Regions from separate parts of the Homo sapiens genome. Here regions 1 and 3 are each linked to region 2. Evidence: chromatin loops called from intact Hi-C (ENCODE). Cell type or tissue: heart right ventricle. All regions are shown on one strand. Region 1 overlaps PDE4D (phosphodiesterase 4D). Region 2 overlaps PDE4D (phosphodiesterase 4D). Region 3 overlaps PDE4D (phosphodiesterase 4D).

What was found. Hi-C counts contacts between places; a loop is a spot of excess contacts. Peaks named below come from ENCODE experiments on the same cell type or tissue, not always from the same donor. Only the 100,000 strongest peaks of a DNase experiment are listed, where the experiment ranks them.
Region 1: a loop joins it to region 2, with 2.1 times the contacts of the local background. A loop is called at or near these places in 12 of 110 quality-filtered maps.
Region 3: a loop joins it to region 2, with 2.2 times the contacts of the local background. A loop is called at or near these places in 14 of 110 quality-filtered maps.

Annotation. Positions count from the first base shown.
Region 1 is chr5:59,261,335-59,269,334 of GRCh38, forward strand. The region is part of intron 1 of PDE4D (phosphodiesterase 4D); the gene reads right to left. Among named protein-coding and RNA genes, the nearest start is that of PDE4D-AS1, 230 kb to the left of the region's middle. In heart right ventricle, no CTCF peak of the experiment used is centred here; no DNase peak of the experiment used is centred here; H3K27ac peaks cover 1,643 bases.
Region 2 is chr5:59,347,255-59,355,254 of GRCh38, forward strand. All of the region lies in intron 1 of PDE4D (phosphodiesterase 4D), which reads right to left. Among named protein-coding and RNA genes, the nearest start is that of PDE4D-AS1, 310 kb to the left of the region's middle. In heart right ventricle, a CTCF peak has its summit at 4,389 (motif pointing right); a DNase peak (open chromatin) is centred at 4,329; H3K4me3 peaks cover 2,423 bases; H3K27ac peaks cover 1,764 bases.
Region 3 is chr5:59,271,802-59,279,801 of GRCh38, forward strand. All of the region lies in intron 1 of PDE4D (phosphodiesterase 4D), which reads right to left. Among named protein-coding and RNA genes, the nearest start is that of PDE4D-AS1, 240 kb to the left of the region's middle. In heart right ventricle, no CTCF peak of the experiment used is centred here; DNase peaks (open chromatin) are centred at 4,147, 4,406 and 5,373; H3K4me3 peaks cover 5,363 bases; H3K27ac peaks cover 5,305 bases.

The DNA of each region.
Region 1 (8,000 bases), 86 kb before region 2:
GGATTATGCACAGTAACAAAGGAATATATAACAGCACTCAAGCATAGTAATAGTAAAATGAGTTTATTTAGAGAGCTGACAAACAAGCTAGTAGCAGTTATTTATAGAAAGAAAAAGTTTATTTCTCTTATTAGTGAAATAGAGCCTCAAGCATTCAAAAAATATTTTAACTAGGGCCTATAAAAATAAAGGTCTCCCGAAGATTATCTGTAAAGACAGATTTTGGCAATAAGTGAAATAATGCCTTATATTCATTTTATGAGTTAATTTTGTATAAAATTCACTTTTTTCCAACTATTTTTTCCTGATGTGCCCTTTTTGTGTTCCCTCTCTACAGATACATTAAAATGTTCTACTCTGTATATTTTATCTTTGAAAACTCAAAGGCTAAATTCATTAAAATGAGAAAGAAATCTGTTGGTTTTAAAATTTATTTAAATAAAAATAAATTTAAATATTTAACTTGGCTGACACAGCCTTGTTAGGAGGTGATTAAGTAAACAATTTACCTAGAATAAAAATATCTCTTATTAAAATGGCATGGATTTCCAGGCCAGTAAGAAAAGAAAATATCTCTCTAACCCAGGGAAAGTATTTTGGTCTAAAAAATCAAATATTCCAGATTTATTTTATATTACTCCACCCCAAATTCAAGTAGGGAGGTTTTAAAATTATGTTGTTTACCACTGGATTTCTGGAAGCAACTGAAACACTTATATAAATGCACACTCCTACCAGGAAAGTAAAAACTATTCCAAGGATATAGTAGAAGGTGAAATAGAAGTCTCCTGCCCTATAGAAATACTTCAGAAAGTCACTAGACCATAAATTTTATGAAGCCGAGTGCTGTATATTTCACCATTGTCTCTCTAACAGCCAGCAGGGTACCTGTGGCAGAACAAGCTTAATAAACACTTAAATAAAGCAATAAAAAATGCACCTTTACTTTTGTAACTAATAGACCCACAGAAATAAAACTTTTCTTTAAGGACTATATATTTTAAGCTATAGAACTAGACTAAATGATCAGGTAGCTAGAAAATGTTTCTGTACAATACTAAAACAAATTACTTCCTCATTATTAAGGATTAAGCCTTAATTTCCTTCTTTTTTTTTAAGCCTAATTTCTTGCCATTCCAAATATTTAAGTCTGGGAGTGTGGTAAAGCTAAAAGCTGGCTTCACAATCGGAAAAGTTCACAATACAAGAAGGTAAGCCAACCCTAAGTTGTTCCCTGACTTTGAAGGTCGGGGGTCAATCCCTGTGTTAGGGCTCCAGGACAAGCTTGTCACTTTGGTTCAGCATCCCTCCTGTGGAATCTGCTCATATGTGACAACTGTGTGGGGTTTCAAGATGCACACAATGAGGTTAGAGTGAGCCTGAAGTGGTGGTCTTAGTACTTACCACCAACAGATTTCTTGGCTTCATATAAAAATCACCCATTGATAGAGTCAGAAGGTCAGCATGTCAGTCGGGTGATAACCATGTGCAACACATTTATCAGCATTTCTATATGCACTACTCTTTACTAGTTTATGACACGAGAAGAGTCATTCGAGCAGTCAGAAAATATAGAGGAAAACTTGGAAGTATATATTTTAGAATGGGAAACACAGGAGGCAATGGAAGGTGTGCCTAGATTAGAATTGCCAGTGGTGGTGGCAAACTAAGGGTGAAAGAAAGCCACAGGGAAGAGGCAAAAATCCTCCCGGATACTATACAACTCTTGCCATAAAGAGTAACTACTGTGTCTACAACTCACCCAGTACAATCTCCTGAAAAGTGCCATCTACTAAAAGAAAATTAAAAATAAAAATTGACTGTAATATTCTTTGTAATATGGAAGAACTCACTGTTCTACTTTCCATGCAAAGGACAGATGTTGAATGCCCATGATGGAGCAGGCATGGTGCTGGGAACAGGGGTTCATTGCTCTACAAAGATGAGCAAACCCAGTCTACTCCAAAACATGCTCACAGGAGAGGTACGTGAGACAGAAGACAATAATTGTAATCCTTCAAGAGTTAGAGAAATGTACAAGGTTTCATGACAGCACAGAGAAGAGAGTTTTAATTCTAATTGGGGAAGTCTAGGAAGGCCCTTCAGAAGAAATGTCCACTGAGGGTGAATCTAAGCAACAGAATTTGGATATTAAATCATACTAAAATAATTATTGTAAAATGACAACAGTTTAAAATGCTCAAATAGTCATATATACCAAATTATTATTTAAATAGAAAATCTGATTTTTACCCTGAATTTGTATCTCAAACAAAAGTTTGCTTAATTACCTATACTTAAGTGAGAATGAATGAACCATATCCGCATCAACAAGGGATCATCTTTCAAACATAATTTTGCAAGGGGGTGAGGGAAACAGCCAAACACAAAAGAGTACATGCTATATTATTCCTTTTATATAAAATTCAAAAGCAGGAAATTTAAAAAGTTTGTGATTTTCAAAATCAGGATCACTATTATTTTTAGTAGGTGGGGGCAGGGGCTTAAAGGGGCATAAAGGTGACTTTTGGCTGCTGGTACTATTTTTAATCTGGGTGGTGATTACAGGGGTGACCTTTGAAAATTAGAATTACTTATTTTTCTTCTTTGCATTTGCAACATCCAAAAAGAGTTTTTCTGTTTACAATATTTATATGTTCTTCATAGGTGACAAATAGACAAAACATATCAAAAAATACACATGTATTTGTATGTATGCATAAAACCTGTTTCTGCTACAATGACTTTATTTGCATGCAAATTTAATGGTGAGATTAGATATATAGAGTTATGATGAGATCATCAAGGCCATTTAAATGGCAAGCAGCCACACTATGTCCCTCTTCTGTCTGGCAGAGATCACCAATGGATCACAGCACATTTTCTCTGAGACCAACGCAGCTCTCAGTACATTATTCCAGGCAGCTACTGCTATTCGTAATTACAAGTTGCCCATAGATTAAAAAGACTAGCTATCTTGGTTTTAAACAATGCAGACTGTCTAATTCTTTTGATATTTACATGAAAAAGATCTTGCAATAATGGAGGGATTTCACATATATTTCTAGGTAAACATAAAATTTCATTCCTATGTACGTAAAATGATTTTTTCAGTTACACGAATACCTTTAAAAAGTTGTCTGCTAACATCAAATTTGCTTTTTTGTGTGTGTTTTATATTACCCTAGAAGCTCTTACTGATTCATATACTAGTAGACTCTTAACGAAACACAGAAAAGTAATTGGGCTATCTCTTTTTAAAGCAAAACACTCAGGGAATCTTTAATGGTTAATTTTTTTTCCCAAGCTGGTGAACTCCACCCTCAATCACACTTAATCCAATGTGCAGTTGTTAATTATAACAAAATAATGCTTTTACAGTTTGTTTTGTTTTGTTTTGGTAACTACTCATAATAAAATAGTAGATATCAGAGACAGGAATGCTAAATGCCTGCTCTAACGTATTGCATTCTTGACATTTCTAGCCCCTGTGGCTGTTCAGCTCATCCTAACACTTCACGCCACAAGAACAGACCTAACCAGATCTCTATTTTTGTCTGTTGTTCTTTAGAAATGATGGAGAAAGCATCTTAAGCCTTCTGCACTGAGCTGGGATGGCGGGACAAAGGAAAAAGGAGTCCTTCTCAGTCTGGTCTGATAGAGATGATGAGGCTCAGCTCCAGGGAGATAATAATCTGTGAATTACACAACCAGGAATGCACCTTAGGACTAGAAGAGTAAGGGATTTGTAGAGGTAGAGAATGCCTGGCAGTGTGATTACCGTAGGACCAAGCCACAGGGTGGCACCCAGTAGGAAAGATACATGGAGAAAGTCTTTACAAAGGTGCACCTAGAGATAATGCTCAGGTAGCTGACCATTCCTTTCAGATGAAACCCCTGCCTAGTTGTGCTTCCTTAGAGGGTTCTCATTGAGTTTTAAATAACTAAATCAGAGGTGGTTTAGCTTCCCACTGACCACTTCTTATTTTGCCACCTCCACTAAGTAGTTTACTTCTTTGACCCACCTAGATAGCAGTGTGTCTTCTTTGAATCACACTATTAACGTGATTTATCTGGAATACCTAGCTCTATATAAATGCTTAATTCTGACTGTGTTAAAAAAGACTACCTTATGGAAAAGAAACCCTTACAAAATGAATCAGCTTTCACATTTAGAGTTCTTGATTATTTAGAAAGTCATACCAATGTGTAAACTTCAAAAATGCATAATATAAGCTAACAGTTCCTGGTCACTCACAAGGAGCCAGCCATGTGCTAAGCACTTCAGGTAGATCAACTCATTGAACATATTAACATATACATCATTGCTAAAGGTAACATTTTATAATTAAGAAAATATGCGAATCATGAAATTATCTTATTTGCCACTCAAATTTAGGCAAGCCACTTTACTTCATTAGGCCTCAGTCTGAGGAATAAGACTAATGAGTACTGTCTAGGATTCATCATGAGGATCTAATGAGATAATTAGGTCAAGTGAACAGCACAGTGCCTGGCACATAGTTAAGTACACAATAAATACAAATTGCCACAATTTTTAATTCAGATGAAGACTATATTGAGAGGAAAGAAGTAAATTTAAAATTTCAAGATGCGAATTACAGCTACTTACTTAGCTATATGACATAAGTTTAGGAATTACATTATAGCTCAATACAAATTATAATAGAACTGCTTTCACACATTTGCCTGACAGACTAATTTTTAGCTCTCTTTTTCAGCTCAAACTTCATTTTTGAAGTTAAAAAAATATTTCTCCAGCCAGGCATGGTGGTGTATGCCTGTAGTCCCAGTTACTGGGAAGGCTAAGGCAGGAGGATTGAGACTAGGAGTTCAAGGCTGTAGTGCATATGATCACACCTGTAAATAGCCACTGTACCTCAGCCTGGGAAACACAGTGAGACCCTGTCTCTAAATATATATATATATATATATTCTTCAACAAATCTTTTTACCACTTAAGCATTGACATTGTTTTTAACAGTTTTTCTTGACCCTACTTGACTGGAAATGTTAAAGACTAGCAAAATGTTTCCAGCTCCACATTGGGGTTAGGGGTGGGGAAAATCAGATTATAGGTTATTCTCTGTGGTCTCTTTTATTTCAAAGGTTTTATGGTGCTACTAACTGGTCAAATGCCAGAGAGAAGGAAAACTGCAATTTATAGTCTGACCAGAGGAAGAGAGTCAATAAGCTGAACGAGTCAGGAACTAGCTAGATCTCCAAGGAATGGAGCCGTGTCAAAGTCCATGTTCTATTTCTCAATATATCTCTAGGGCTCACGGTTGGAGGCTTGTATACAAATCTTGGGGGGAAAGGCAGACAAATACCATAGGCAAACATGTTCTTGATATACATAAGATTAAAAGAAGAAACTTGAACAGTCTAGGACAGGAAGGAAAAGTATAAGTAGCAGCTTGTTGACTACTTTTCTAATACCATGAAACAGAACTATGTGTAGCCAAAGCAGTTTAGATAGTGAGGAAAAGCAAACAAAACAATAAGAACAACAACAACAAATATGGGATGTAGTTTCGACAGACCAAGATTTTTCTGCAGCACTGTAATTTTATAAGCTGTGCGACTTCAAGTTTTATTCATACAGTTTATTCATACAGTTGCTTCAACTGTATATAGTACTAAGTTCATTGTCTGTCAAAGAGTAGATGCCCAATACATTGTAGCTATCATTAATGAGGTTATGACTCCAACTATGACTATAGACCTAGAAGCTGCTTTCTCCAGCTAGCTGGTGATCTAGCTGCCAATCAGTTACTTGCTATTCTATAACAAAGTTGCAGTATCAGAGCAAAAATCACAGCCCGCTGTTGCCTATCCCATGTTAGAATGCCATTGGTTAAAAGTGGACACATTTTACAGTAATTTATCCTGACTAAAATAGTATCAGTCATATAAATTCCTTGATGCAAAGAAAAAACTCTGTGCCACATTGCAATGGAATGACATCCTGAATGTTAGGAATTATTATTTTCTGTATTCCATATGAATGTCTCAAGCAAGTTCACTAAAAAGAGCTCAATTTCTCATCTTTGATGTATTTTAAACAAGAAAGAGAATTAGATACAACGGGAGCACTTTTCTCTAGGAAGTCTGAAAACAATTACATACTGAAATTATGTTTAATGAAACATTTATTTTAACAAGTCACACTGGTGCCATCTATTTTACAATTTAGAATGAATATTTTGCAATATGAAATGAAAAAAGACCAAGAAGTCACTCACTAGCAGTTTTCAAAGGCCATAAAGAAGAATTGGTTTATCTATTGATTCACTCTCATTATATCTACTGACAACTAAGAGGAAATGGGTTAGAATTTAAGCAAAGAAGATTTGTATTAGATATAAAGAAAACTTCCTAACTCTGTGGGTTTAAAACAACAGGACTGCTTCCTATAAGGGTACTTTGGAAGATGCAATCCTTGGTGTGCATACATTCTACACCTAGTTTCTAGTTTTCTAATTTCTTATTCTTCCTCATGTGTAGTAGGGAAATGGAAGGGCTTGCAGGTGACCCCCTTTACCCTATGGCAGAAATTCTTAGGGCTGAGATGGGGGGCAAATGTCCTCTACACTGAGTTTCATTAATGGCAGCTTTTGCCCAGAGGTTGCCAGTGTTATTAAACAGGGTAGGGTGCTAGATGGTGGATGCTTAGTTCAAACTGGGCTGGAATTCTTCCATATTGGTCTCTGTATAATCTCTTTTTTCTTGCCACACTTCCCCAGCTCTTCTCTTGAAATATTCCCTTGTGTTTTTCTAACTCTTATTCTGAAGAGCAGTTCACCCTTCTGTTAGCTTCTCTAATTCGCATCCTCAGCCATCACCCAGGATGCTCATTAGGGAGCCAATCCCCTTAGAAGGCTTAGGACAGATAATAAATACTTACAATATTGCCCCTGTCATGCTAAAAAACTGCATCCATAGGTTCTGGCATTCTTCCTACTTTCCATACTTTTGAAATGCTTTCTAATTTAGGTCAAACTTGACAAAGAACTAGGCAATTTGAGAGCTGAGACATATCACTGGCACGGGCTCTCATTAGTTAGTTACCTGTACACAGTTATATTTAACAGTGTCTCACCCAGGCTTGCTGTCATTGTGCCCCATGTGGTACCCCAGCCCTTCCCATAGGCACCAATCCCTGGAGAGATTTGGTGCTTGTGGCTGAAGTATACCTTACTTCTGTCCATTTTCTAATATACCTTCAACCCCTGTATTATATTTTGAGATATTGGATCACCTCTGGAAAGGCTTCCAAGAAAATCTATATTGATTTTTTATTAAGACTGTGCTTTCTTTGTGACTATCTTCCTTACCAACCTAGCTAATATCCCTCAGGCCCTATTCTCTATACCTTTATCTAAACTTTGACAATTCTATATGTTTAGTATTAGTATTATTGGGAATATTTATACATATCGCTCAGCATCTTTCCCTAAAAAGCTTAAAAACTCCTTAAAGGCCTCATTAATATTCTTCCCCTTCAGTTTCATCTTAGAATCTACTTTTCTCAATCTTGCTAGTAATGGTTGGGTGGATCCATGACTAACCATTCGTATACTCATGGTTACCTTCATGTCATCATCCCTTCTGATTCAATAGAATTCACTACATGATTGGAATGATTGACAGAGGAACTACTAAGTGAGCTATTCCTTTACCTCTCCTAAAAGGCAAGTTTTAATGATAAGGCCAAAACCATGGTGTGCCTCAGATCCGTGGGGAAGAAAAAAAAAAGAGTTGCAGTCAGGACTAAGTATTATTGCACACATAACCACAGCCAGTTGACATGATAGAAAAAGAGGGTGGAGAACCCCATTTTGAAATACCAAAAGAAGCGTCTTGCTTCTGAAGAATTTCATACCAATTCAGCATTTCTTTACCAACAACCATACTCACTTCCTGAATTATCAGCTATGCATCATACAGTGTTTAGTGCATGATTTTCTCATTCCAGA
Region 2 (8,000 bases):
CAAACTCTGCCATTACATTCCTTTATCCATAGCAACTTCCAGTGGGTAATCCACAAATCAATTAAAGGCAAGTTAATTGCCAAAAAGGGATCAAGTGACAAGCATTGGAAGCATATTTATGGGTGCTATTCTCAAAATCTGTGTGTCAGAAAAGTTTCGTCCAGCTAGCTTTCCTTTTAATGCAAGATTTAAAATTTGTATTATTTCTTTGAAAATAAAAAATTAATCTCACAGTTATTCTTAGCTTAAGGTGTTTATGTTTTGTAGGCAGACACAGACACATATTTCAAACAAAACAAGGTTCCTACTATAGGACTATTACTACTGCTACCGATTTTTAACTTCCATTTTTCTTTGCTTTAGTATTTTCTACGTATAAAAAGTTTTGAGATAGTGTGAAACAATGTAATAGAAAGTATATTGTAAACTGCTCCTCTTCCCCCTACATCTTCTTTTCATCTTCCTCCTTGTTTTACTTTCCCTCACTGTATTTTTATAATAACAAAGAAGCAAAGGTAAATTCACTCAAGAGACTGGAGACTGAAAACAAGTCAGTAATGAGGTCAATATTTATATGGTTCCATTGACCTTGTGCAGTTCTGAGTTTCAGGCCTAGAACTACAAATGTACTCACAGATGTATGGAATGGATATGCTTGAACTTATATGCAAATAAATTATCAATTTCTTTGTAAAGGTTTCCCTGGCTTCCCCAAGCAGAACCTCTCATCTCAGTCTCTATTTATTTTATTTATTGTTAACTTGTTTATTTTCTGTCTTTCTCTACCAGAATGTAAACTTGATGAAAGCAGAGACCGCATCCATTTTGTCCCTCACTACATTCTGTTACATTTTTAGGAGTATTTATAAGTCAGTTGTTAATACCCAACAGTTATTAAAAATTAAATTACATAAAAATTTTTAACTATAATTAAACAAATTATATTAAAAACAATGGAAATAAGTATTCAAAACTCATAACTTCTGAATGATTTGGCTACATTTTGTATTATTATGTTTTTGGGGCAACTTATATCTACTGTATCTATATGATAGAAACACTGTATAGAGTACTATGTCTATGTATCTCTTGCCAACTCCACATTTAGTGACCTCTGCTGTTTGAAATGGGCAGGTGAGAGAATTTTTTGGCACAGAAATCAGCAAATACTACAAATAGTGCCCTTCCCCTCCCCCATAGAGAGCTGGTTGTGAACATTTACCACCTGAAGGAATAATCTTTTACATTCTGTTCTGTTCATTTTTGAATGTTTAATTCATTGTCATAACAATTTTAGGGTTTTGTTTTTATAGAGTTTATTTCTTTAGCTCAACACAAAGCTTATCTTTTTAAAGCTTCACTTCAAAGCTTTTTTTTTTTTTTTGGAATGTGGCTTACATACTTGTCCCCTTTGAACTGTCCTTTGCATTTGATTGGCTTAACATAATTACAGTAATATATATTTACTCTATTCACAATCCATCTTTCCTCTTTATCATTTTAGTTTTTCTCTTCCAAATTTACACTATTACCAGCTAATGAATTATATAATTTGAGCCATGTGCCATGGCTCATGCCTGTAATCCCAGCACTTTAGGAGGCTGAGGTGGGAGGATAACTTGAGGCCAAGTATTTGAGACAAACCCGGGCAAAACAGACTCTAAAATATATATTTTTTAAGCCAGGAATGGTAGGGTGCACCTGTAGTCCTAGCTACCCAGGAGGCTGTGGCTGGAGGATCCCTTGAGCCTAGGAGTTTGAGGCTGCAATGAGTGATGATCATGCCACTGTACTCCAGCCTAGATGACAGAGTGAGACCCTGCCTCTAAAATAAGTAAATAAAATAATACATTCAGACAAGTTTTAAAGTAGCATATAGTATTCTTCCTTTGCCAATGGATTTTTCCTTTGCTCTGATTCAACTCTGTGTGCTTATATAACCCAGCCTTACGGAAAATCAGACACCTCTCTTCAGACCCTTGTTGAAATTAAAAAGGCTTGTCAATTATAGTTTGAAAGTAGAAAAAATAATGGAAGTTAGGAGGAGGGAGAGCCAAGGTAGAAGGTGGGTATATGACTGTGGCAAAGAACATGATAGAAGCTGAGGCCTCCAGAACAAGGAGTACCAAGGTAAAGTGTATAGAATTGAATGCTTCCTCTTTTGTAAGAAGTATTCCTTATTTGCTCTGCCCAGATCAGACAGGCTTTGATCCAGCTGCTCAGTCAAGGTACTGTCTCTTAAAATCACTTGATGGGGGCTCATCCACTTCATGACTTAAGGACAAATGGCACTCGTTGAAAATCATAAAATCAACATTATGAAAATAAATAGTATAAATTTTATAAACTACTAATTAAGCATAAATATTCATACCTATTACCCATTCAAAAATGGTATAGTTTTAACTATAGTGAAAACCATTAACACACTGATGATCAGAAATATCCACAGCATGATTATAAACCCTTGGCAGTTTGGAGTGTCTTTTCTTCTTTTGTCACCTTGATTTTTTTGTACATCTCCTGGCATTCCACATTTGCCAGAGCTCTGTGCTGGTCCGTAGCCTGCAGGCCACCTTATAAAACCAATACCTTTATATTTATTGCAGAGTTTGTAATCTTTCTGCCTGTGGTTGTTCCATGTGCTGTCATGATAATACAGAAAACACTCAAACTGTATCTCCCCTCTCTATCTCTGTTTCTAGTCTACATTGATAATTGAGCAGATTCTTTTGAATGTTTGAGATGGGGCTTTCCTTCAATTTTGAAAAAAATGCATATAATGCATTCTACAAAAATGTTGTTTACAAAGTGGTACTTCCTTACAAAAACCCTATTGTAGCTGTTGTAGCAAGTGATTTTTAGACTTGTAAGTAAAATGTCTGAACATAATTTTACTTGGATAAGTCTTTCTCTTATTCAGAAACCTGTCCTTCCATGGTCATTGCCCAATTATGGCTCTTATACACTCTCCTGTCTGCAAGAAGTGTGCTCTGAATCATTCATTCATTTTGCTGCCTTACTGAAAGCACTGAATTAGATGGCATATGTATTGAAGTGAGGGGTGGGACATTGGAACAAAGATTTTCACAGAAGCACACAGAGCCAGGGTTCTAGCTCTGACCAGGCCGCTATCAAGTTGCATGACCCTGGGGCCTTTCAAGGTCTTCAAGCTCTTCAATGTAAGACAAATGAGTTTGAACAAATGAACCATCAGGTTCCTTCAGCTCTAACCCCCTCTTCCCATGAATGTGGCAAAAGGAAGCAGAGTATCCTCACACTTGCCATGAATCGGAACACATTTGCTAATAGGTTCATTCATTCAATACACAAACGCCAAGCACCTAATATGTACCACACACTCTTCCAGGCACTGGCCATACAAAGGTGGAAAAAAGGACAAAAATTGCTGCCATGTGGAGCTTACATTCTATTATTAATAATAGCTGACATTTATTTTAGTGTTGTCTATGTGCCAGGCACTTTACATGGCTAACACACTTAATCCTCATAATACTCCATTTTACAAATGAGGAAACTGAGGCACATGAAGTAACTTGCCCAAAGTCTCATAGCTATAAGTGATAATGTGAAAATGTGAACCTCAGCAGCAGTGTGGCTGTAGAGCTAGCCAGCTGTCAATCATTCCTGCACACTACATTTCCAAGGTGAGCCTGGGTTGTATGTGCAAGTTGCTTATAAGGTAACCATTTATAAGCCAGCTCTATTGTACTATTCTGTGACCAAGAGTGGTACCAATGATGATAGTTTATCTGAAAATGTATTTCACAAAAGAAGCTTCACAAAATTTGTGAAATGTTAGTGAAGACTTGGAAAATGCTATGAAAGAGTTGGCAGGTAGTCCTGCATTCACGTACATGCTTTCATCTAATCTGCACAACGACCTTATGAAGTAGATATTTTAATTTTCTATTTATGTACATGGAAATGGCTCAGAGAGGTTAGGAAACCTGCCCAATCAAGAAAGCAGCAGAGTTGGCACTGAAGCTGGGTCTGTTTGGCTCTAGAGCCAAAGTTCTCCTCCTATACCATGCTACCTCTTCCTACAATGTGCAATGGTTGTTAGTAGTATTGTTATTCTTAGATATAAATGTTGTCTATAATTTCTTTTTGTCAATTTAGCCAACATTACTCACAATTTGAAATATCATTAAGAAACCTAGTTTAATAGTCAAGACTATGCCAGTAGAATAAATAGACATGACACAGGATGGAGTTGACCTCTCGAGCTCAGAGAATCTTCTGGCTCCTCTGAACAGCTGGCCAAGGAGTAATATTTGGCAGTAAAATACAACCACATGACCAATGTTTTTGGCCAGATGAAATGAGCCAGATGGAAGCCCATGAAGCAAAAGCCAGGAGGGGGCAGAAGCAGACAATATAAAATAACGGATTCATTTTCCTTTTTCTTCTTTTTAATATAAAAATACCTCTATTTTGATGCTTTTGCTTAGCATTTCTTTAAACCAACATCAATTAGGTTAGAGGACAGTTTAGATATTATTTAACAAGTTTATATTTTAACTGATTACTAAGCCCTATTCTATAACAAATTACGTGGTGTTCTGTCTTCAGAGAAAAATTCAGAGTTAAGTAGAGGAAGATAGTACATCTGTTAGAACAATACCTCTCATTATGGAATTTTTTTCCTTGTGTGCTGATAATAGGATCTGGTGAGGAAGCTGGAGGTGGGAGAGGGACCAGGAGTCCTGGTTCTAACACAGACTTCCAGAATTCACACCTGTGCAGGTTTCTTAAACTTGCTCTGCCTGGTTTCCTCATTTGTAAGATAAAGGTAATGCTAGATCCACCTCCCGAGGCTGTTTTGGAGGATGACATGCATGAGCTAATGCATGTATGGGATTGGGAATGGTTCCTGGTGCATAGTAAGTGTCCAATACAAACTAGCTCTACTGTTCTTACTTTGGACTTTCTAACCACATATATGTGTGGTCTCTAGTCCCTGAACCTTCAATTCTTCTTCTCTTATTTGATACTAATTACACTCATCTTTTTCACTTACCCTAAAGAATTAAGTGAGATGAGCTGTGGCACACTAAAAACAACAGCTGTCACATCTGTTACATCTGAAAAGCTTTGAAAACTAAAAAGTGCTATGCAACAGGAGGTATTCTTGGGGTATGCAGAAAGTTACATCCCAGTGTATTGATTCACTGGTGGCATTCACTTCCTTTCTAAGATGTGGGTTTGAGACAGCTTTTTCTAATGGGAATTGTGCAGTTTGGTTGGGCAATCACTGATGTGCTACCACTCAGGTTTTGGTAGTAGCAAAGAGTAGCTATGAGACCACACTCTCCTATGATCCCTGTTCATATCAGCTACTATACAATTTCCAGATCAAAGTTGTAGATTTGGTCTTTACTTCCTAATAATATAGGAGGTAATTTAGGGATATCTAGATCTTCTTGTTTGGGCAAATATTGCTTTATCTTTTCATAGCCCAGATACCATTTGTACTTTTGTTTGTTGATCTGACTGTCATTAATCCTTCCTTCTACTGTTCAGTCTATGTCATATCAAATAAATTTACTCATTAGACCTTCTACACGAGGTACAAGCATGCACATATGTATTTAATTAATCACCTGTTTGGCAGCTCTGCTAAAATGCTGGGAAGGAAAAGATGTTGAAACAATTGGCAAAAATGAGATTTGGAGATTTTCTGAGAATTTCTATCCCATGACCCCTATTACTATAAAGGGCAAGAAAACTAGAAGACACTTTCTGTTTCTGGCCTGTGGAATGCTATGGAATAATCTCTGCCCTACATTCAAATGTACCTTGAGTGACTTTCTCTTCTATTTACATAGTACCTACCCCAAACTTGTCACATAAAATGTTCCTTTTAACATCCTTGTGATTTGTTCTCTTTGGAAGACAGAATCATCTCAAGAAGAGTAATTTTCTATTTAAAGTTTCCTTGAACACTACTGTAGTTTTAAGCAATAATATATTTTAAATCACAAAATTCCCTAGTGTTCTCTTATTGGAGTTGTCAGGGTCCACAGGCTTGCTAAATCTTTGCTCCTTGATTCTTTCTTTACTTCCCAGATCGTTTTTCCCCATTTTTTTTTTTTTAGGTACTATGTTTAAACAACCAATATAAACTTCTCCACATTGTTTTCTTGAGCACATCATTCTCCTCTTTCTTCTCTATAATACTTGGGAGGGGCGTTGCTCTAAAGTAATTAGGTGAATCTTTAAACATGTGTGCCAGAACCTAGGCAGATAAATCAGCACCTTGCCCTCAAAATTAGTACTCATCTTTGTAAGTGGTGCCCTAATGCTAACACTGATCCCATTACTGAAAACATGGTTGGCAATCTCTTCTGGGCTCACAGAGAAAAAGTACCTTCCTTATTATGTAACCCTCTGCTTTCTCTCTTTTTCTCTTCCTCACTCCTCCTTCCACGGCCCTGCTCCCCTCCTCTCCCCTGCCTTTCCTTCCCTCTCCCTCTTCTTTTCTCTTTCAATCCTTCTTTCTGCCTCAATCAAACTTAATAAGCTATATATTAATCTTTTCTTATAAAAATGTATTTTACCCACATAAGATAAAAAATTGTCACAGCTGAAAAACTTTCACATCTATTTTGAGCATTGTAAAACTGTTTCAGATTGTATTTCTCAAGAGTCAACACTCATTAAATGTATATGATTTGCTATTACTTTAACAAATCAGACACTAATTGAATTTCATATCTTGTACACCTGGCTTTCCTTTAGCCTGAATATTACCAGGCAGCAAAAGCCATGCCAAGGAAAAATATTCCAGTTAAAGCTAAGTGTACCCCCAGTAGCATGCATTATTATCCATTCAATAGCCAAAGAAAAATGACACTACAATAGGCACATTTGAAGATTTTACAAGATAAAAAATATTGCTCATAAAAAAAATTATAAGGGAGAAATTCAATGAAGAAATGTTGTCCAATGTCCAGTTCTTTCAGTTGCTTCAATAATGGAATCAGATCCAAAGCCTCTTAAAGGTCAAGATAAGCTTAAGTTACTTTCACCGCGTAAGGATTTTGTATATTTTTTAAAAAATAAGAAATGCAAAAACAAGGCTGTGACATTATGAGATATTTTACATGTTTACATCAAATAGTTTAACACCTTTAATTCCAAGAATGCTATGCAATAAAACTATGCTCTTCAGAAGATAATTATAGCATTTAACTGTGCGTGCATGTGCCTGTGTGTGGTGTGTATATGTGTCTGTATATATATAGAGTGACTCATGGTGCATTTGAGGTATTATGGTATGATAAAAATTTTAAGTTATATGATATGTACCTTTTTTCATTATTGTCAGTACATTGTCGTGGCTGAATGCGTAATCTCCTTTGGATACATGAGGGACCTGCAGAAATGCAAGAGCCAGTGGCCAACTGCCTTCCTACCTCCCTAACCCTTCCACTCAATTCAACTTATGATAGATATGATCATATCAAGTTGGCTATGCCAATAAAACATTATCGGGTGATGCCAAATAAGAAAGGGTAACAGAATACTTTATCAAATAGGCATTACTGGCATTTTTGCTGTATGTAAGGAAACTTCTAACCTCAAAGAGTTTGCAGTGCAACTGGAAAGATAAACTAGAACCTCCAAACAGTGAAAGCAGCACATATAAAAAAATTAATTATTCTGTGGGAAATTGTATATTCAAATTAAGAGGAAGTAAAGGAAGGACTGAGCCTCTCAAGCTTCCGAAGGAAACTGACTCATGATGGATATTTGAGATGTCATTCTCACCTCTTAAACTTGTTACAAATGAAACTTGTTAAAATTACAGATGTGAGGTATTCAAATACATGAAAAAGTCATTCTTAGCTGCTAATGCTTATATTTTGGAAAGGGTCAGAACTTGACCAAAGGAACCTTGAAAAAATATATTTATCATATAGCTTTAAATTGTTACAATACCATAACACCTCAAAATAAAAATATCTTTGCCA
Region 3 (8,000 bases), 75 kb before region 2:
ATTTTTAATATTTTAAACTTTCATATATAATACTTTATTGATAAAAACTACATACAATATGCAAATACAGTGAAGAAAAGAGAGGCAGTCCCCCTTACCTTCACTCCTACCATTTTTTTTTTTACTCCTAAAAAATAACCACTACCAAAAGCTTGGACAGAGTCTTCCAGAATTTTTTCTGCATCTACAAACCTAAGTATTACATGTATACTTATTACATAATAATACTTATAATGAAAAGTATAAGTACTATTACATATACAATAACCAATTTTAAAATTTGCTTTAAAAACAACCACAGTCATATTTTGAACAGTAGCATCTCTTTTATTTTCAGATTACATAATGAATGATCTTACATGTAACACATAAATCCTAAACACTGTTCTGTCAGCAGGAAAGAAAAAAGTCCACTTCCATTGACTAAACTTCTCTTTATATTTATATTTGTAAGACTAATAATGTTTTACTTACTTAAACTAAATCACAAGTCTTAATTACATTAATGAGAAGTATCCCTGGGAAATGTTTATAAATGTTTATAAAAGTGTTAAAGAGATATCAAGGAATATGTAAGGTAATATTTTCATAGTATATAACAACTGACTAAATCTGAATTTAAGATATGCAAGAAAGGCAAACAATTCTGCAATCAATGAATCTGCTAATTTTATTAGCTTTATGAGCATAAGAAAATATATAAAGTTTTTCTCAATTTCATGCAGGCACATTTTTTTAAAATAATGCTTAAGAATAAATACTATAATCACTTTCTGCTAGAACGTGGCATATAAATAACTGTTCCTTAAATAAAAGCAACCTAGTATACACCTTTATTAAATAAACCCTAAATTTGGACACCTATGTTACAAAGAGACAAATAGATTAATTTTAAGGTTATTTGTATTTTGTCTTGAAATTAATAAAATTTTAATTATAACAGGCTGACCTTTAATAAGAGGAAGGGTATAAAATACAAGTTTGCCATGAAATCCCATTTAAAATGTGAATATCTCATAGCAATTTAATTAAGGCTGTAAGGACAAGTTAGTGTGGACTGCTTTTTATGATACTTGGAGAGAAACAAATAGAAAAAGGTAAAGAAGTAATCCAAAACATTGGATTCTTGCACAATACAACAAACTTCCAAACGTAATGTTTGGCTTTAGGGAATCCCGGAGGACAGTAGACAGATTTGGAGAAAGTAGACCAATGGAACACAAAATAGATTTATGTAATCAGAGTGAAGATGGTAAAGCCAGAAAGATGTGTCCCAAGAACAAAGTATTTTGGAGATCAACCTGGAAACAAATAAACATCTGAAAAAGAGATAAATGGCAAAGTTTTAGGTCTCTCTCATGGGAAGTCAACTGAAAAGGAATGAGGGTAGGGTGGTGGTGGAGAAATGCAGACAGCAACACTGGTGAGAAAACATTGTCCCTCTGAGCAATTTGAGGCCTGTGGCCTTTATGTGCAGAGGCACAAGAAGAGAGGCCGTTTGGGTTTTTTTAATGCTCAAGTAAACATGTGTGTGTGTATGTATGTGTATACATATATATACACACAAACATATATTTTCTCTATATACCAAATCTATAATCTATATTGATTTTATACATGTAATTAAATAAATAAATATAATAGATGTGTCTAATATTTGACTGATAGACGGATAATAAAATGGCAAAACTGTTACTACAGCTGATTATACCCTCAGGCCAAATTTTTTGGCAGCTGCAGTGATATACCCAAGCGGTTATATTATTAAGTCAGATGTAAGATTAATAACTGGAGAGGTTTCTATAGTGTGTAGTTAAATCTAAGAATCATGCATATATAGAGAGAGATTTATTTCTTACACAGAAATCATTCTATCCCCAAGTCTATGGAGAATATTTTTAGTTAAATGGAAAAATACACACATTAACAAATCAAAATATTTAAAAATGCATTTTAAATTGTGGCTTGACTTATGAAAATATCCCATACAATTTAAAACAAAAAATATAATAATTGTGGATAAAAATAGACTATGATAATCTCAGAGAGGTAAAGGGTGTCAATGTTACTCATCTCCTGAAATGAACAAATTATTTCCAATTGAAACCTGAATTTGAAAATACATCTCCTGGCAGTTTAGACAAAAAGAGAAATAGTTTGGTTAAACACTATTTTTAAAGTAGTAACATCTTTTCACATAGGAATGGTATAAATTATAAATGAGTTAAATTCATGTATATTATAAATTCTGTTTACTCATGTTGGTGATTTATATTAGCTATGGTAATTCATACAAGGATTTTAAGGATTTTCCAGTATTTATTGTTTGAGGAAAAAAAGGACAGGACTCTCCAAATTTGTTTGCAGATGCAATCTTTTCTTTAAATAAACTCAAGGAATAATTTATTGCACGTGTTATTTTGTAAGAAATGGCAAGTAACGTTAAGAGACAAAATCTTCATCTATAATTTATTAAAACTCACAGAAATACTGCGGATGGGGCAATTCTTGTTTCTGGTTGACTGTAAAACACTACAATAACAGCAAAGGCTAACCTATCCACAAAAACACAAGCTAAATTCCTGACGCAAATAATTTGAGTATTTACATGTGTGTTTGCCTGCTCACATGATAATGCATATTTTGCTGGCCTGTTTTCCTCCCATTCTCAACCACCTCACTTCAATCATTGCTTTTATTTCCCCAGTGTGAGGTATGATTATTTCCATTTCAAAGAGGTGAGCTTAGTTATTTATAATCAATCACTAAGAAAAACAAAATAAGACTAACCCCTAAAATAGCCATAAAAGTATTTTGTAAATACCTATTGTAGAAAAAAAAGTTACTTTGTTGGAAAATACTCCTTAAGGGCCATGCCATATGCTGATTAGCATATCAAATCACCATTGGGGAAATAATAGAACATTAGAATACATTGAAACTGACATATTTTTTCATCAGAGTAAAAGCATTAAAATAACCAAAAATATAATTACTAGGAATCATTTCTAATAAAATAAAACATAAGAGATGAATGAATGATAAGCAACTTGATATACATTTAGCCACATAGTTAAATTCAAGTTTGTTTCATGTGTATGATTAAATATAAATAACATTATTAATTTCTAACACATCTGTGCTAAAAGTGAGGGTATTGCTTTTAAAGACAAGGGCAAAGCCTGTCAACCACCAGCCTGCTTGCAGCAAGCAAAGAAGATAAGAAAACAAGCAACTGAATCAAACACTGAAAAATGACAAGTTTTCATTTTCAAAACTCCCAACATATCTGCAAGTTTCTTTCCTCCTTTAAAAATTATCATCAGATAAATTGTTACAGTCCAAGAGGAATTAAAAAAAAAATCAGCACCCATTTGGTTAAAGCACATGAGTTTGGGAACAAAATAAAGAATAAAAGAGCCGCCAATACTGCCTTCTTTCACAAAGCCTCGACATCACACAACTTACTAAATACTCAAGGAGTACGTCAATCTTAAAAGAGAAAAGGGGAAAAGCATGAGAGAAAAGAACGTTACCAAACTGCCTCTGCAGTCCTTAGGGAACTTGTAGATCGGGATCTTGGCTTCATAATAATGCTCATTTTGAAAAAAAATAAAAAGGAAAATAAGTCTTCAACTATTCTGATTAATACATTCTAACTGTCTTTCTGCAAAGAAGATTTTAAAGATATTCCATTTCCAAGGGAGGCTGCTTGAAGAAATCCAATTTTCCTGGAGTCCATCTCCTGTCCTCGGTCCAGCTCATGGGCAAGGTTCTAACACGCAGGAGCGCTTTCTTCCTTCATACTGAATTTACTCCAGTACTAGGCTGTTAGGAAGTGACAGTTTCTTCTGTGTCTTGCAATGCCAAGGGAGGAACTGAATTCTGAATTGATTCTTCATCTGGGTCACAAGGGAAACCAGCATAGTGAAAGAGTCACTTGATCTCTTTTTTGCAATTCCATAGTAACAGCTTTAAAGGTTTCTGACACTCGAAGAGCGCAGGTAGAGAGAGAGAAAAAGAAAATGACCGGGAGGTACTGTAACACGGGAGAGCTGTCAAGGAAGTTCCATTTCAGGGCAAGCACAGGAAAACACTCCTCTCCGTGGAGCAAAGAAGTCAGCCAAGGAACAAATCTCTCCACACTTTGGCTGGGTGGGCTGATTTACCTGCGAAAGTAATTTCTGTGTGTCCCTGCTTAGAATCCAGGGTTTTGTGAATGAGAACTATCATTCAATCTCACCAGGCAGAAACTATTCCTCAAGGGCTGTATGACGTCTGTAAGAAGGCAGTTCAAAACACCGCAGGGCAGTGAGAAAGGAAAAAAAAAAAAAAAAAAAAAGAAAAGCCCAGCGCCCAGCCTAGCCTCGTCAATTGCTGAGACTTACAAAGCAAAGGGGCGGATCAGCTCCAGAGACCAGCACTGTAAACCGGCCAAGCAGACAAGAGACCTCACAAAACTTATAAAACCATTTCCTTCTCTGGGAAATGAGATGTCTGTGTTATTCTGGGTAACATTCCGTGATCACCTTTACAAGGAACACACCCCTTGCCATTAAGTTGTTTATTTACCATAATAAACAAATGAATTTTATAAAAGTCATTCTTTCAAAAAAGTATTTCACTGAAGCACTAAAACTAAACTTTTCTCTTTAGAAGCAAAGTTGAGAGAACTTGATGACTTAGCAGCTGTTCATTTTGAGCGGATGTAATGAAATGTCATGCTTTGGAGTTGGTTGTAGAGATGTAAATTACCTCTTAAAAATTCAGCAGAGTGTAACAGGCACCCTTGGATCAGAACATACTGGAATTTTAAACTGAAAAATTGAATGTATTATTCCTGGACAAGTGGCTGCACGTATTAAGGCTGTTCCCTTGCACAATGTTTTCTAAACCTTATTTTTTTTTAAAAAAAATGCAAATTTCATTCATCTCTACACACAAAGACTTGGGTTTGCTAATCCTTAACAGCTCTTCAGTAAGGAATGAAGCTTTATATCTTGTCAATATCTCTTATTATTTCGAAGGCCAAAACCTTTCCCACCTCCTAAATATAAAATATTTTCTATTACAGTAGATATAATCTAAGCTGATTCCAATTGCTCCCAACAGAAGGAACAGTTGACCAGCCTGCCTATCTCTCTGAACATCTACACAGAGGATATATACTCCTCTGGGTGTGCCAACTTCAATTATTTTGGATGTGAATTACCAAGTGAAAATAATGTAAGCATTCTGATTGCTTAAATGGCATTAGCTAGTACGTTGGTTCTCTAGTCTGACGTGAACTTGGTGTTTATTTAGCATTTGCAGACAGGATGTTGGAGTGCAGTTGTGACCCACCCAAACAACTTGGAAAATGTAGTACGGCATCCGCCAGAGGCTCTGGCTGCTTCTTACAACAAACCCTTCATCTGCTCCCCTGGTCACACTTCAAGGTGCATTTGTGACTTAGTCTTCTTTCAATGACTCTCAGGCCTCTTACGGTAAATGCCAATAAATTGCTTTCCACATAGTTATCCCCTTAAGCTTTTCAGTTTCCTTATGACTGCCAGGGGACATTCACACTTTCTTAGCACTGTCCCATGTCTAGTATATTGCTGGCATTTTAAAGCAGGTTAATTAATCATGTATTTTTTTGGAAACTTAAAAGTTTTGTGAGACTAATTATTTTTAGGGGAGAGGGGATTTAGAGGAAGAGGTTTAATTTTTTTCTTATTGGAATTTAAATGTGGGAAAAGAAAGAACAAAAGCAAACCAAGTAAAATTAGGCAACTACTATTTATTTGAAACACTGTTCCCTCCATGTAAGGTCTACCAAATAGCTTCCAGTTGCCATTTCAGAAAGCAAATGACAATGATCAGAGAATGTAATGTCTGACTGTTGAGTTTTCAACTCTCCAGAAATAATTAGCCTGTGTTCTACCGTCCCCCAGATCCATGTTACAATGAGCTTATTTAGCCTGATGCTACTCCCTTCTCTGTCACACACACACAAGTTTAGTGCAGCCCCATGTGCTGTTCCTTGCTTACTTGCCCAACATTCTACATCTTCCAAGAATCTTTCTCTGAAAACCTAACACACTTATTGGGCATCTACTAAAGACTGTATAATAGTACCATAATGACTAAGAAATCGTCCCTCTCCCCTGGCAAAAACAAACTTAAGTGGGGAATCTGACAATGTATGGAACTAACCAGAATACTCAAAGTTTTTGGATTGGTACATCAAGGTTGCCATTACAGAGAAAGAAAGATGCGCTATGTTGTAAGACCATTGAGATTTAAATTTAAGTTTTGCTTCTACTCCTAATATTTAAGGTAGTGACAGAATAAAAAAAAAGTATGTATTTGATGTTACAGAGTTTTATCCACTTGTAAGACCATTTCTCACATGAACATTTCTGAAAGAATGTTTTGTTATCTAAGCATCCTGTAGTTTTCCCTCTGAAAAGCTTCCCCAAATGGAAAAGATATGGCATTTCCCTCGAAATTCCTGTTAGCATGCAAGCATATGATGGCATGCAGGCTGATGAGGAGGCCTGAATATGGGGAGACTGGATTTAGGAACCATGTGGCCCATGCTTTTGATCCAGAAGCTGCGATTATTTCTCAGTATTTCCCTGTTGTACTGAATTGTATAATGTATGGACCTTTTACTTTCTGGTTGTTACCACATTTCAATAGACTGTACCATAGATGTATACATCCATTGGGTCATCCATCTGTAGATGTTTTGTTGAATCAAATGACTATGTCATTTGATGTTTCTGAAACTTCAGTCATAACACCACCTTCATAATTCTTTCCATATTAGCATTCCATCTATACCATGATTTGATATTTTTCTTAATTGACTCACTTTTTAAAAAAACTTAAACTGAATATAAAAGGTAACTTTATATTTATTCTGTAAATAGATTTAATATACTGGTATAATTTGCCCCCAAAATATAAGATATATTAATAGAAAAAAAGGAGTCCAAAATAACTCCTAAAGTCTGTCTCATACCACTAATGGTGCCCCGATACAACTTGGCAACACTTACATGGAAAGCGTCAATTGCATACAGGTAGATTGTGCGCACCTAAAATGTGATCTCCCTTTCTCTTATCATCCAATGGTGAGCGTGACTTGTGAGACTTATGACATTTATCCATGGATTAAACATTAAACATTAAATGAAGCCAACTGAATGAGGTGTTACGGAGTAATTTTACTATACAACTCAGGTTTTCTCAAGTATTACTATTTTCAAATACTCTGCCTACTATCAAATCTTCTGTTCTCTAAATTCCTATTTTCAGATTACAATAGATATTCTATACTTTCCAATCTATCATGAGCATATTTCTTAGAGCCATATTATATATCAACTAAATATTCAGGCCTCTCAAATATGCTGAAATTCAGTACTCCAGATATGTCAAACTAACTTTTTAGAAAAAAAGACCAGGGGACTGCAGTTTTTACAGTTTCCTGCTATTCTCTATTGTACTCTAACGTTAATGAGAATAAGACACTGAACTCCTGTAGCAGTTCCTCATTATTGAGAAATATTGTGTTATTTTCCTTATCTGGAGGGGAATTTTGAGGCAATTTCTAGAGGTTTCTTTTATTTTATTACACTTACTAGGAATACAGTTGGATTCAAGGACTTTCCTACTGGCATGAACCTTGCTTGGAGCTACATTTCTTAATTCCCAAAGGAGAAGTCCGGAGTATTATATTTTGAAGGCTTTCCTATCTTCAGATTTCCTACCTCTTTCATAAACTGTCAGGTTAGGATAATAATAATAACTACTAATTATTAATTACCTACATGCTAAGTAGACTATACTTTCTTAATTATACATCACAACATCCCTCCAAAGTAGATGTGATAATAATAATTTCATACATAAAGAAAGTCAACAATTTGTTCAAAATTTTTGGACCCAGGTATATTTCATTCCAAAGCTTGCTCTTCATGATGTGTATGTGTGCATGTATGTATGTG